Regions from separate parts of the Homo sapiens genome. Here region 1 is linked to region 2. A link is an interaction called in ENCODE POLR2A ChIA-PET data of the cell type or tissue named here. Cell type or tissue: PC-9. All regions are shown on one strand.

Region 1 (2,500 bases), 1.3 Mb before region 2:
ATGTAGTGCTTTAGCCTCTGTCTGGGTGAGGAAATGATAGCTGCTGTAACAAAGAGACCCAAAAATTCAATGGCTCAAACAAGATAAGTTTATGTCTTACTCATCTAACAGTCCAGTTTAAGAATTCCAGGTGGGTTTGTCCCCAGTCCAGGGTGGCAGATGGCAGTCCTTCCACACATGACTTCCAAGGATGTCCAAATTGTGGCCAAGCCAGACTTCGAGGATAGGGGCAAGAGGTGAGTTCAGGGCTAGAGACTTTCTCTTAATCAAGTAAATGGGAAGTTGCTCCCAACATTTCTGTTCATATTCCATCTGTGAGAGCTGGGTTGCATAGCCACAGTTTGCTGCAAAGTGGGACATGAGCCAGGGGAATGTAGCCCCTGGAAATGCAGCCAAAATCCGCAGTAGTGTTCTAATACTGAGGAAGAATGGGAGGATAGAGTGTGGTGGACAGATAACAGACTCCATCATCATTTTTCTTCACCTGGTCAATGGCTTTATGGATATGTTAGTCCATTTTGCATTGCTATAAAGGAATACCTGAGACTGGGTAATTTATAAAGAAAAGGAGGCTTATTATTTATTTATTTTTTATTTTTTTAGGACAGAGTCTCACTCTTCACCCAGGCTGGATTGCAGTAGCACGATCTCGGGTCACTGCAACCTCCACCTCCCAGGTACAAGCGATTCTCCTGCCTCGGCTTCCCAACTAGCTGAGATTACAGGTGCCCGCCACCACGCCCAGCTAATTTTTGTATTTTTAGTACAGATGGGGTTTCACCATGTTGTCCAGGCTGGTTTCAAACTCCCGACCTTCAGTGATCCGCCCACCTCGGCCTTCCAAAGTGCTGAGATTACAGGCGAGAGCCACCGCGCCCGGCCCAGAAAAGGGGTTTATTTGGCTGACAGTTCTGCAGGATGTACAAGCATGGCAGCAGCATCTGTTTGGCTTCTGGTAAGGGGTCAGGGAGCTTATAATCATGGAGGACCGTGACCTGGGAGCTGGCACGTCACATGGCAAGAGCAGAAGCAAGAGAGAGGAGGAGGAGATGCCAGACCCTAACAACCAGATCTGGCATGAAATCATTACTGTGGTGAGGGCACCAAGCCATTCATGAGGGATCCCCCCCCCAGGACCCAGACACCTCCTACGAGGTCCGACTTCCAACACTGGGGCTCACATTTCAACATGAGACGTGGAGGGGAGAAATATCCAAACTGTATCAATGGATAATATCTGACCCTTTTTTTGTTTGTTTGTTTGTTTTGGCTAAAGAAAGTGCCCAGTTTATTGCTAGACCAGACAAGTGTTTATTCCAAATTGTGATCAAGATAGAATAATTAAGTACTTTCCTTATATAATGAAAATTACCATTATCCTGTTAGTGCAATCAGTTTTCTGAGTTTATTGATACTGAATTAATATTAAAACAGGCTGGGCGTGGTAGCAGCTCATGCCTGTAATCCTAGCACTTTGGAAGCCTGAGGCAGAAGATCACTTGAGGTCAGGAGTTCGAGACTAGCCTGGGCTACATGGCGAAACTCCATCTGCACTAAAAATACAAAACTTAGCCAGGCATGGTGACACATGCATGTAGTCCCAGCTACTCGGGAGGCTTAGGAAGGAGAATCGCTTGAACCAGGGAGTCAGAGGTTGCAGTGAGTTGAGATCGTGCCACTGCATTCCAGCCTGGGTGACAGAGGGAGACTCCATCTCAAAAAAAAAAAAAAATTAAATTAGAATAAACAGATGTTAATAGGCAGCATGCATGTTTGATGTGCCTTTATTTTTCTTCTGCTTTAGGATAGTACTTCATTCTTAAGCATGTGAGTAAAGGAAGCAAAATAGTAGTAAGCTATATTGATGGTATGTAAAAGAAATATAGGAAAGGTTTACATTTCATTTGTTAGATCCCTGCCGAGTATTTTACGTGGTAGGGTATATAAAAATAATATTTTAGATTATTAAAACACCTTGATATTGGCTCATTTAATTACACTGTAAATTTTTCTCTAAAGGCAAGTATGGTATTTTATATTTTCTAACAATAATCCTATTCTTCCCTTTTCCTTATATTTTTCTTTGATATTTTCCTGATGTATTATAAAATTATTTTCAAGTATAAGACTGGTTTGTAAAAATACCTACATATTGTGTGAGATTATCACTATCATTTTTTTCTCTACTACCTTCTCATCAAATAAGGAAAGGCAAGAGTGATATAACAGTTGCCAAAGAAACAAAAGGCATCCCAGTTATTTCTGTGCTGGGATGGCTTTTGGCTTGCCGTTGCTGAAAAGCAAACAAGATATAGCCAAGAAATTGTGCCGTTGTTGCCTGGTTGGAAGGAAAGTTAGGGGCGCATATTCGGTTCAAGATGACCTTCAGGGAGGACCCAATGTCAGTGTCCTGCTAAGTCACACACAAGGAGAGAAAATCTATAATGACAGTTCAAGTCTTTCTTCCCACAGCAAATTGTGTCAGCCCTGCTATAAACAG
Region 2 (2,500 bases):
ACAGTGAGGTGGCTCTCCCATTGCGTCATTTGCTATGTTTCCAGGTGTAAGCTCCTCACTACAAGGGAAACCCTGCTCCCAGCACAAAACTTGACCCATAAAGGTTTGAGTAAACAGCTTTCAGGAGCACACCTCAAACAACACAACTCTAACTTCCCAAAAATAAGCCTTCTTAAAAATATGTTTCTCATAGTTAATCAATAGGAAGAGCTGCTGGAAATAGAACAATAGCTGAGATTCTAAATTCCTTGTCATTGTCAGTCTGGACTGTGCAATAGAAAACCATCTTATAGACTAGCAGTCCCCAACCTTTCAGGCACCAGGGACTGGTTTTGTGGAAGACAATTTTTCCAGGGACTGGGGTGGTGTGGGGATGGTTTTGGGATGACTCAAGACCATTACCTTTATTGTGCACTTAATTTCTATTATTACACTGTAATACATAATGAGATAATTATACAACTCAATAATATATAGAATCAGTGGGAGCCCTGAGCTTGTTTTCCTGCAACTAGATGGTCCCATCTGGGGGTGATGGGAGACAGTGACAGATCATCAGGTATTAGATTTTCATAAGGAGTGAGTAACCTAGATTGCTCACGTGTGCAGTTCACAATAGGGTTTGCGCTCCTATGAGAATCTAATGCTGCTGCTGATCTGACAGGAGGCAGAGCTCAGGCGGTAATGTGAGCAATGGGGAGCGGCTGTAAATACAGATGAAGCTTTGATCCTTTGCCCGCTGCTCACCTCCTGCTGTGTGGCCCAGTTCCTAACAGGCCATGGACCACTACTGGTCCATCTGTGGAGTAGGGGTTGGGGATCTGTCTTAGACAACAGAAAATTGTCTAAAATCCACACTAGATTATTTGAGAACTAGGGCAGGGTGGGATGTGATTCTAAATAAACATATTACAGAAGCTGCAGCTAGATTCTTCTGTGAAAGGGGTAGGCACTTGGTGTCTCTTTTCCTAGACGTTGTCTTTTCTGCTCTGTAGCTTAGAATTTGGGGCTTCAATAGAGTACTACCATCAAATGTTTTCTCAGAAATATCCAGGCCCCACTTACGGCCTTCCCTTAGAGATGGAACAGCCCTTCATACAAGACCACAAGTGAGGTTCTCATTTGACCCAATGGTACAAGGTCTTTACTACCTACATACCAAGGTAACTATGGTATAGGAATCTTCTTTCAGTCAACAATGCAGAAAACATGTCCTTTAGGCACTCAATAGTGATCTCAATTTTTCACCAAGCTGGACTGGAAAATGTTCGTCAAGGAATCATTTATTCAAGGCTGATCTCTGTTTACAGCCAGGCTGGGAGAAAGCCGTACCTCTGGGCTGCCTCACTCTGATACCTGGTGTGTGTCCCATTTTGCCTTGGCTTTCATGGGACTCAATAACAAATAGTTCTGCATATCCATTAATTTTAGTCCTGTTTTAATCGATTGGGGTCATAAGTTTTCCTTAGAATCAGGGGGTGAAAATAAACCAGTATCTGTCCTCCCATTAGACAAGGATAGTTAGATCACAGATTTGTCAAGGTTGCTAAGAAATTCAAACCTAAGTTTCAAGTTCCAATGTCAATTTCCTTAACCAGGACTGTGAAAAATTTTATGGTAAATGTGTTTTTCTCTCCCCATCTTTACAACTTCATTTTTTTTTTAGCTGATTGCATTTTGCTTTATTTTACCTATGTATTCTTTGTTAACATTTTTAAGGCTTTTGGAGAGTAATACATACAAGGATTTCACCATCATCACTAAAAAGAGTCCAAGAGTGATTCTACATGGCATGTTGATTCACTCAGAAGGCAACTTCTCAGGAAATGAGAATCTATTTATGAGTATTCTTTATGTTTCAGTAATAGCTAGACAAAGCATGTGTCTATAAGAAAGCAAAAAGACAAAAACTAAAGATGATTTCAAGGCCGTATGTTTAAGAAACAAAAGAACAGAGCCGAGAGATCTGAGAGAGAAATTAGTTTTTAGAAAGTCAGATATCAACAGATCTCCACTAGTTCCCATCTGGGGAGCTTAGTCATCGACACACTACCCACAGATGACCTTAACACACACACCCAGCCTGGTGCTGCGTTGGGAGACATAATTCTGGTCCTCGCTCTATCACTGAGCACTGTTTCTTTATTTTACTGTCTCAGCTTTCTCAGCTATAACATGAAGGGATTAGGAAAAAAAAAATTACAACTACCATCTGGTTCTGATGGGTTATGATTTTTTTTAATGGAATCCAAGAAATGAAGAGAGCATGATAAAAGAGGTGTTAAGTCCAGAGTCACTCTCTCCTTCATTTACACACCTTATCTGAGTATGCGGAGCCCTCGGATTAAAGCAAAGGCGATTCAAAAATACATTACTGGCTGGATGCAGAGCCCATGGATACGGCGGACTACCTTTTCATACCCCTGGGTGCCACAGGGCTGACTGCAAGGCCTTGAGCATCTGAGGATTTTGGTGTCTGCAGGATCCTAGTACCAATCCC

What was found. Peaks named below come from ENCODE experiments on the same cell type or tissue, not always from the same donor. Only the 100,000 strongest peaks of a DNase experiment are listed, where the experiment ranks them.
Region 1: POLR2A ChIA-PET joins it to region 2 with 10 read pairs; 1 of 35 experiments calls an interaction of 5 or more read pairs at or near these places.

What each region holds. Positions count from the first base shown.
Region 1 is chr10:21,347,586-21,350,085 of GRCh38, forward strand. All of the region lies in intron 4 of LINC02643 (long intergenic non-protein coding RNA 2643), which reads right to left. Among named protein-coding and RNA genes, the nearest start is that of LINC02643, 24 kb to the right of the region's middle. In PC-9, no CTCF peak of the experiment used is centred here; no DNase peak of the experiment used is centred here; H3K27ac peaks cover 332 bases.
Region 2 is chr10:22,691,630-22,694,129 of GRCh38, forward strand. All of the region lies in intron 1 of PIP4K2A (phosphatidylinositol-5-phosphate 4-kinase type 2 alpha), which reads right to left. Among named protein-coding and RNA genes, the nearest start is that of PIP4K2A, 22 kb to the right of the region's middle. RefSeq lists an enhancer at 1,337-2,500. In PC-9, no CTCF peak of the experiment used is centred here; no DNase peak of the experiment used is centred here; H3K27ac peaks cover 200 bases.